Linked DNA regions of Homo sapiens: all the other regions are linked to region 3. A link is a loop called in an ENCODE intact Hi-C map of the cell type or tissue named here. Cell type or tissue: endothelial cell of umbilical vein. All regions are shown on one strand.

What was found. Hi-C counts contacts between places; a loop is a spot of excess contacts. Peaks named below come from ENCODE experiments on the same cell type or tissue, not always from the same donor. Only the 100,000 strongest peaks of a DNase experiment are listed, where the experiment ranks them.
Region 1: it touches region 3 in a loop (6-fold over the local background); 13 of 110 quality-filtered maps call a loop at or near these places.
Region 2: a loop joins it to region 3, with 4 times the contacts of the local background. A loop is called at or near these places in 47 of 110 quality-filtered maps.
Region 4: it touches region 3 in a loop (8-fold over the local background); 2 of 110 quality-filtered maps call a loop at or near these places.

What each region holds. Positions count from the first base shown.
Region 1 is chr13:67,147,220-67,149,719 of GRCh38, forward strand. All of the region lies in intron 2 of PCDH9 (protocadherin 9), which reads right to left. Among named protein-coding and RNA genes, the nearest start is that of PCDH9, 82 kb to the right of the region's middle. In endothelial cell of umbilical vein, no CTCF peak of the experiment used is centred here; DNase peaks (open chromatin) are centred at 402, 712 and 1,212; H3K27ac peaks cover 1,946 bases.
Region 2 is chr13:67,075,994-67,078,493 of GRCh38, forward strand. The region is part of intron 2 of PCDH9 (protocadherin 9); the gene reads right to left. Among named protein-coding and RNA genes, the nearest start is that of PCDH9-AS4, 86 kb to the left of the region's middle. In endothelial cell of umbilical vein, no CTCF peak of the experiment used is centred here; no DNase peak of the experiment used is centred here.
Region 3 is chr13:67,223,124-67,225,623 of GRCh38, forward strand. It overlaps PCDH9 (protocadherin 9), which reads right to left. Exons shown (of 5, transcript NM_203487.3): 2 at 2,282-2,500. Among named protein-coding and RNA genes, the nearest start is that of PCDH9, 6.0 kb to the right of the region's middle. In endothelial cell of umbilical vein, a CTCF peak has its summit at 1,296 (motif pointing left); a DNase peak (open chromatin) is centred at 1,268; H3K27ac peaks cover 364 bases.
Region 4 is chr13:65,966,165-65,968,664 of GRCh38, forward strand. MIR548X2 (microRNA 548x-2) reads right to left here and starts at 265; the gene lies at 166-265. In endothelial cell of umbilical vein, a CTCF peak has its summit at 951; no DNase peak of the experiment used is centred here.

The sequences.
Region 1 (2,500 bases), 76 kb before region 3:
GATGCTAGGATGCTTAAACTTTCTATCAGACCTTCATTTTTCAAATGAGAGATAATTTTCAGAAAAATAAAATGGTTTTATCTTTGCAATTATTCATATCTACTTAGGGTATTTTTAATAGCAGAGGTGAAAGTGGGGCAGGAGGAAATGTGAGAGGAAGTACACATCGCAGATATAAAGCTGGGAATGTGTATCTACCAGAATAGCAACAACATGCTGTTTGGTTACAATCTAAACAGTCAGGGCCCAGTCTTCAGCTCTCCTGTTCAGGCAGCCTGCAGTGTCCCTGGAGAGAGTCTACGCTTGCCTTACATTAAAGTGACCTCTTTGACTCATGTTCACAGCCGTGTTAATAAGCTTGAAAAAGGTGCCCTATCCAGTTATATTTTTTGAAAAACCAGAAGAAATAATAACTGAGACTGAGTACATTTGGAATAAGGCCAGGGAATTTGGGGACTGTCTTATAATTACTACCTTTTCCATAGCCAAAATTGTTTCTTTGTATTTCATGGACACATTTACAATGTCCACTGTTTATACATTCCCTCAATGAGTATCAGGAGAATGCCTTTGCAGATAAATTGCTAAGAAATAGCTTGGGTATGGGCCAGTTCTCTTTTTGTTTTTGGTATGTGACCTCACTGTCAAAGCATTCCATCCTTCCTCTCTTCCCACCCCCTATCCCAGTAAATGAGTATGCATTACATGCAGGATAAAACTATCATATCCTTAAACAAATGTCCTTTTCAAAAGTGTAATATAAAGCAGACCCAGAAAGTCGGCTGCTATAACGATTTCATGTTTTGCTGATCCCGGTCTTTTCTTCTGAAAGGCTTCTTAGTGGTCCCCAGTGAAAAGTTGAGATCAGCATTTAAATGCAGGTCTATCTTTTTAACATACTTTAAGTCCTCAGAATTCACTAAGTCTCAGTGGCTTTGAGAATTTATAAGCGTATCTAAGATGTTAAGGCTACCTCCATGTCTTTTTTTTTTTTCATCCTGCAAAATTACATTAATTGGAATTTGTATTTTTCTTCCCCTCTGTGATTTGAAGGAAATATACTACTGAATAAGATTTCTTCAAGACCATTTCTTTGTGTGAAGCAGCTTTCCCCAGACAGTTAGGGACCAATTATAGGAATACTTATAGTCTTTGAATTTTTACAGCTGATGTACACTGGTTCCTCTCCTAGGTAACAGTAACATGCACATGTGCAATGAGTCACAGGAAAGAAAAAAAAAAGAAAAAAGTAATTATGTTGTTTCTTGTTATATGCAATAACCAGCATTTGGTTAGAACACCCGTGCAAGTTTTAATTTTAAATGAGAAGATGAAGGCAAAAGAAGCCAACTTCTTTTTTTTAATTACCACTTTTCTGCATCAATCAACATATTCATTTAAATTTAAAACTTAGCATTTTATATTTCAGTCATGTTTTTCTTCGATGTCCTTTGAAGTCCTTATCTATGTTCTTTACACATGTCATAAAGACATTTTTATTAACCATTAAAAGCCTGAGAAAAAGCTGATTGAGGTTTGAATGTTTCATATTCTTAAAGGTTTCAGTCTACATGTTAAATGGCAAAAATATAGCCACTGAAAACTGTCCCAGGATGAATTTAACAAATAGACATTAATTTGATCTTTAAAAGATGTATTATATTAAGTTTTTGATTCCTATGATGGAAAACTATTATATGATTTTGCCAGTTCTAGGTAGGAATGGAATCATCCAATGAACAAACTTTTACTGCAAGGCTGCAACTACAGTAAGGCACCTATAGAGCAAAACTTACAAAGGTTTTTACCTTACCTTTAGGTTCATGCTCAAATTTGAGCTCTCAAGTTCCTGCTCTAACCTACTACATGGCACCATAGCCCTTATAGACCGACTACATGCCAATGATATTGTAGGTCTCTTGAAGAAATATTAAGATGAATAATTACATTTAAAAAATGATAAGATAGAAACTTGGCCTGCTAGAATTTGTGAGTCTTGAAAACTTTCCTATCAGTATGAAAACAGGTAGCATAATATAACAAAGACATGGGCTCCTGTTGCTGACGGCCTGAGCTGGAATTCTGCTTTACTTCCTATGCGTGTCATGTTGGATATGACAATTTCAATATTTCTAAGTCTCATTTTCTTTATGAATTCTTTATAGTCATAGTACCTACTTTAAAGGTGTGATGAGAATTCAATAAGATATTTTAAGCAGTGCCCAGCACATTGTTAGGCTCTGATAAATATTTATTATTGTGATTATCATTATCATTGTATTTACAGGAAAGGAAGGAAACAAATCTGAACAAAACATCAACTTTCATACAAAAGAAAGGAACATTAAAGGGAAAATAAAACTGTAAATACTGCTAATGGTCACGAATTTTTATTTGATTTTTTATGATTACTAGTTATCCTAAGATCACAAAGGAATTACGATTTCAACTTCCATGAAGAAAAATTACGTTAAAGATTTTTGCTTTGTATAAAAAAAAA
Region 2 (2,500 bases), 150 kb before region 3:
TTTTCATACCAAAGGTTTAATCAAAATTAAAATAAACAAATGTTTATAGTTTAAAGCAAGCACTCCACTTATAACATCGAACCTTTCAACCATTTCAAAAAAGAAATGATTAGTATGATCACCAAATAATAGTATGGGAGTGGAGGCGAAAGGCATGTTGAGCACTTTCTATGTGCCAGACACTGCCCTAAATATTTTACTGTTATTATTTCAGTTACAGATCTCTTAAAGACAGTAATAAATGTAAATCTCCACTTGGGAGTGAGTTCCTATATGGAGATTTAGCATAGTAGAGCATTTGAATTTGTGAGAATGGATGAGGTTTAATAAATTTATGAGAAGCTATCTATGTCTTTTCAATATGTGAATAACTATAAACATGCGTAATTAATTGGTAAATCAAATAGCTGTATAATAAAGCCGAAGAAGAAGTTTCATTCAGTAGAAAGGGCTACTCAGCTAAAGAGAAGAGAGAAGTTTAAATCACAAGATTTGCAAAAAATAAGTGTCACAGCAGGTAACATAAGGAGGGCCGTGGGAGGACTAAGTGGTGATATGGAAATCTGTGATGTGGGCTCTCTGTCAGGAAAGACTTCTCCACTGAAGCATTACTTAAATCAAGAGCTAAACTATGAGGAAGGGAAATCACATTTTCCACAAATGAATCAGCATCTGCAAAGTCTTCTGTAATTTCTATGAAAACTATTAATAGAAGTAATAATAAAATTTTGTGAAACGAGCTATTTTTCTGAAGACTACTGGAAGAAGAATGATATATTTTATTTATTCCAAACAGATCACCGGCCCCACTCAATGGAATGCACAATATAGTTTAATTTTCCTATTTGAAGTAACATAACACATATGTTTATTACCATTGCTACAAACTTTGAGAAGTAAATATGGCTAATAATGGCAGGGAAGCAGTTTTTAACGTCTGATTATGTGTGATTAATATATACAAAATCTGAACTCTTCCCACCACGCTCATTGCTAACATCTTCTGCCTAGTATTGAAAGAATTTTGCATAAGGTTGCCTTGTTTCTGAACTTGCTCATCTATGGTCTCTTCTCAAGAGTAAGCAGAGTGAAGACTGAGGACAGATCACAGCCTTCTTCTGTTCAAAAAATGACCTTTAATTTTGTGCACTGTCTTAAAAAATACCACTCCCTAATCAAAGCTCCCACTCCCTGATCAACATTGCCCATTAATCTCTGGAATTGTTTTCTGCTATCCTCCCTGTCACTCTCTTTTCTCCAAATCTCTGGCCCCTTACTGTCTGCTGAGCATATCAGGCATGCTTTTACAGGGCCTTTGCCCTTATTGATTCCTTTGTTATTTTGCCTCAGATAGTCACTGGTCTGCCTGTCCAACTATTTGTTTGTTTTTCAACCATCATTTTGCTGAGGTGTCCCTTATCACCCTATTTAAAAAAACAATCACTCTTCTCACCTCCCTGGCATTCCTTGTTCCTCTACACCCTCCACTTTCTTTTCTTACAAATATCACCACTTGATATTGATAATCTCACTACACTAAAAGGTAAATTCCATTTTTGTCTCTTTGTATCACTGATGTTTAGAATAGTATCTGGCACATAATAGAATACGTATTTGTTGATTATATGAATAAACGGATGACATCAACATTGTTCAAGAAATCTAGACTTAAACTTGGGAATCATTTCTCTTCCCATTCTTTCAATTTCCTTATTATCTCACCCCAATATTTGATTCTATTGTCAATCTGTTTCCCTCACATTGCATTTCAACAACTACCACTAACATTGAGGTCATCATTTTTCAGGTGAATTACTAGAGTAGATATTAAGTGGGTTTGTGCAGCCAACATGCCCACATTAAAAAAAAATTCACATGTATATCGATTTAGATATAGTCCTAAATGATAATTCTTTCTAAATGATATTTCTACATACAAGTCTAAAACTTTTCCATCTTTCCATTTGATGAAGTACACATTCCTAATCATGCCATTTCAGGCCTCTCATGTTGTGGTTCCAGCTTCTTCCCTGCATTATATTCTACACGTTCCAGCCAAAGGAAACTACTTGGCATTCCTGCAGATGGCTGAGGTGTCCATGGATATCCGCCACTCAAATTTCCTTCAAACCTGTTGCAGGAGCCATAGTGGCCATTGTCTTCAGTGGCCACCCATCAATACTGAAGCCATGCTTCACCTGGGCTTCTTCCCACCAAAGGCTGAGTGTCCAAGGAATTCGTGCTGGTACCGTGGCTCCCAGCTGCGCCATCAGCTGGTCAAATTTTTCTTAGACCTGCACTTAGTCCCGAGCCTCTTTCTATCCAATCCTTCCTTGCCCACCTCTTCTTTTGTAAGTGTGAAACCCACATTAATCTCAAGGCTCACCCTGTTTCCTTCAGCTCTTTCCCCTTTATTCTTCAATGAATGCCTTGTAGGTCTTTTACCATCTTAGTGTCTGCTTCTGTTGGAGGATTCAAACTGACACACAGTTCCTCAAAA
Region 3 (2,500 bases):
AAAGTGACACATGGTCACAAGAAATTTCTAAAACGCACTTTAGTTCCAGTTAGAGAATTACTCAGTATCCTATTTGAAAGATTACATCATACAAAGACTTTTATGACTGACTAAGCCTCAAGAAAAGATCTCTTGCATACTTTGCTGAAATGCACTTAACATTTATGTCACTACACTATATATAGGTTCAACTTTTGGGGAGGTCAGAAAAAGTGGATCTATACATCAATGCTAATATCACCACGTATAGACAGAAAAAAAGATGATGCTGGAAGTATATCAGTACATTTCTTTGGAAAGAAAATGTCAGATTTTACATGAAAAAGTTTAAGTCATATTAGTTTCTCAACATAATTATGCATATCATAAAATACCATGTGTATTGTGAGTAACCATAACAGAAGTAAATAATTTAAAAAATTTTCTTTCTGTTCATTAAGAGCAACTTTTTAATCAAACTCATTTAGTTTCATAAATTACTTTTCTTATCATAGTTAACTATTTAACTTTTAAAAACCTTTACTAAGACTGAACATTTTTTAAATTTTAAAACATCAACCTCTTTTCAAATACTAACAAAGTTAACACAAAAATTAAGTCGTTCTAACTTTGACTTATATGTAATAATCTCATAGTCTCCTTTAAAATTCTATACTGATTAAAGTCCTTTCTTCCTGTGTATTTAAGCTGTAAATATTTGTACTTTTAAAACGCTCTACTGTTTAATATTTTACTTTAAGAATGGAGATTTTAGTTGTATGGTAATATGTATTATACTTGATGTTCTGGGAGTATCTGTATGACTCATTGTCAAAATTACTCTTATAAATATTTTATTACCATGAAGCCTTAAGTCCTTCCAGAGCAATAAATGATAGTTGGTAAGGGGGAAACTGTTTCAATAAAACATCCTACTTCACCCCACCCTCAGAAAATAAAAACTCTTGATTCTCCAAAGACTAATCAATGATAACTGTTGATACTGTTCTGCAAACTAATTTTGCTTTACTTGATTTTCTAAAATCTATGTGTTCCTTATTTATAAACAAGTACAGATGGGCCATCACCATAGGTGAACTCCATATCGACAAAGACAGAACTAGCATTACGAAATCCTAGAAAGTTGGTGTGCTGAGAGCTAATCACAAAAGAGCAAGCGAATGAACTTAAATGCTAGTTGCTCCAGAGCAACTATCATTAAATAAAAGGTATCTTTGGCTGTACTACCAGCTTGATCCTTCCCTCCCCCTTCTCCTTGCTACTGCGGGATTGGCACCTGGCCAGCACAAGCGACATGATACCCTAGTGCCATCTACAGGCTATTATCGATATTCAAATTTTGTGGCAACAGACAAGCACCAGTGAAATAAATTAGACAGCGCTGCATTTAAATCTTTATTAACAAGGAATTATTAGACCTAAGAAAAACTAATTCTGGATTTGGTTGAAATATGAGTTTCTCAGCCTCTTAATCCCTCTTCATATGGCATATTTCACAGTTTAAAATGAGTTATGACAGATCACTTATGCATTACTAAGATGAGAGAATATTTACAATGGATTCATTCTTTTCTTTTTAAATCAGTTATATTAGGCAGCAAGCATTCTTTTTTTTTTTTTTTTTGAAAGAGTATTTGGCCACTGCGGACACTAAAAATCTTTCTATTAAGTACCGAATTTAATATATTACAATAAAATAATTTGAAATCAAAGAGAAGACTTCCTATATGGCTTAGTTGCAATCTATCAACGATCATGTGCTTCACAGCTGATGTACATTTAATATTCTACTATCCTGTTTAGAGACTAAAAAAAAAATTAACCCCTTTAGCAACCATAGCTGCAACATAATTGCAGTCACACCTTCAAAAGTCATTGAAAACTTGAGATTTGAAGGTGACTTTTTAGATCAAAAGGTAAGGTGAAAGTCTTGAAGCAGTCAATTTGGAAACCCCCAGGAGCAGAATTTGGCATATCAGGACAGGTTTTTTCTTCTTCAGCAAACATTATCTTGGGACATTTTGGAATAATTTTCTCTTTTCATCTTTTGCCATTTGAAGGAAACTGAAAGGAGAAAATATTCTCAGAACTCAGAAATTTCAAAGCTGTTCTAAAAATTCTTGACTGAGCCCCAGAGGAATAGAAAAGGGGTCAAGTTTTTTTTTACCTCTTTCTAACTAAGCTAAAGTTAGACCAAAACAATAGACATACTGGCACGTTAATACTGGTTGACTGGGCACTTGTATGCAGTACTTATAGACCAGTAAAAGTGCTCGTTTACCTGTCTGGTGTGTAAGGGGCCCTTTGTCTTGAAGCCTCCTTGGGAACTGCACTCTGAGGCACTGAAGTGATCTGAACTAGTGGAAGAGCGTTTAGAAAGGGTGTCACAACCCCCAACAAAGGTGTTGTCCAAAGGGAGTTCCTGAATCACGTGGTGCTTTTTCACGGAAACTGGAGTGTCTGGTTTGAGATGAAAAGCAGGCTGTGGAGAAGCAGATTT
Region 4 (2,500 bases), 1.3 Mb before region 3:
AGTATTTCATATAAAGAAGATATGTAGAAAAGCGATTTGAGAATGGAGATAAAAAGAATCAAATGTTTACTCATGCTGAGAAATGGCAGATCCTTGGGCTGCAGAAAGAGAGGATGGGATTTGTTCGTTGTTCTCTGACCTTACCTTAGGAAATTTGTAAGACCTCACACAAATATTAGGTTGGCACGAAAGTAATTGCAGTTTTTACCATTACTTTTAATGGCAAAAGCCACAATTACTTTTGTGCCAACCTAATATTTGGCATCTATGGGGTTTACCACTGAAGCATGACATCTTCTAAAAGATTATCATTCTCAAAGCAAAGAAAAAGAAAACCAGATGCATAGGATCTGAAACAGTCATGCTGGCTTGTACCTTGTGTATTCCAGTGGCAATCAATGTGCGCCCACACTGAAGGATCAGGGGGATTTCCTAAAGCAAATTGTTCTAATTCTCTGTAGGATTCTAGAAACTTGACATAATTTAGAAAAACTTTTTGATTACAATAGAAATATAATTTTCCATAATTTCTGTGGGTTTACTATCAGATACAAATAAAGATTGATTTAAATAAATAAAAAATGTGATATTTGCACACATTAATTTCTAATTGACATACTTACATTTAGATTTTTATTTTAACAGAAATAATGTAAACAAACTCCTGGGAATTGCTCTTCAACTTTGTTCTTGAATAAATACATAAGTCAAATTCTTAGAAGAGAGGCAGACATATCAGGCTTCACACTGCTTAGTGGCTTGTAGCATCTCTTGATATCAATATAGAAATAATACAAAAGCCTTTGAAATTTTTAGTATTCAACAATGAAAAGCCTGAGTTCTCCAGGAAAAAAAAAGAATCTGTCCCAGAGCAGTTGTTGAAGAGGCCAGATGAGGGAGCCTGTACAGAGAGTCATTTCCCATTGAGGGAAACTTTGATGAAATGGAGGGAGGAGATGAGAAGCAAATGGAGGATAAATTCTCTCTTAGAACGCCCCCTGGGTGAACTGTGTGGAGATGCAGGAGTTCATACAGCTTTTCTCATGATGTCTAGCAAGACCGAAAAATCAGATGTGCTTCTTAAGAAGTACATAACTAAAATGGAAATAAAAGTGGAGTGGTTGTTAAGTCAATTCTCTCATGACAATTTACGCAACTTCCTCTATTTTCTATTTTCTTACATCCATATGATCTGCTTTCTCTCATGGCTCTCATTTTAGAAACACCTCTTGGCAGTGTGCAATGACATTTTTGCTTGTTTTGAAACAACCAAAAACTCAGGTTGCTTAACTCCCTATCTCATCTAGTTCCTTAAATTATTCAGTCTTGTAGAACTTGGCAAAGGAAAAATGAGAAAATGGTCCTGCTCAGTAGAAATCTGTTGATTTCTATCCACTGAAATCCATTAGTCTTTGAAGTTAACTCTTTCTTAATGTGTCCTTATGTTACAGTAAGTATGGTGATTCCATTTATGGATAGATACACATTATTTTGTTTCCAGAAATATTTTAGAAAAATAATGTACACTTCAATCTATATTGGCAACCAATAATCCATGGTATTTTGTCGTCCGCTTTCAGAGACCTTGCAATATTTGAGATTTGTTTTCTACTAAATTTAATTTCTTACTAATATAGACCTTCTGTGTTAGACTCCTATCTGATTTCATATATGAGTTTGAAACATTATCACATGACTGAATCAACTTTGTGAGCAAATTATTCCAAAAAAACAAATATTTACTCATATTAATCACCTTCTCAAAAAATTTTGATAGTTTCATATCAGAGAAAAATTTCCTATAAACCAAAGTAAACTCAGTGTCCAAGACCCCCTAACATCAGGTTCCAACTAATCTTTCAAGACTTACTTCATCAAACTCCATTAGAAAAACAGTCTGGTCTTACAGCTTTTTCAAAAACTAGCAATTTAGTTTAATTAATTCCCATTTATGAATTTTTTGTTGCTTATATTTTAAGGTCTTGGTCATGATTATTATTATTATTATTTTTTGCCTAGACAAATGTCCCAAAGAGTTTTTCTAGGCTTTCTTCTAGTATTTTAGTCATTTTAGGTCCTGCATGTGTTTAATCCATCTTGAGTGAATTTTTGTATGGTAAGAAATAGGGGATCAGTTTGATGTTTCTGCATATAGCAAGCAATCCAATTTTTCCGAACACCATTTATTGAAAAGGGTGTCCCTTCCCCAGTGTATGAGTTTGTCAACTTTGTCAAAGATCAGTTGGCTTCTGTACAGCAAAAGAAATAACCAATAGTGAACAGACAACCTGCAGCATAGGAGAAAATATTTGCAAATTATGCATCCTACATGGATTAATATTTAGAATTTACAAGGAATTCACACAAAGCAATAAATAAATAAATAATTCCATTAAAAATAGTCAAAGGACAGGAATACACATTTTTCAGCAGAAGACGTACAAATGACCAAGAGACATATGAAAAAAAACTTAGTGTAACAAATCATCAGACAAATGCA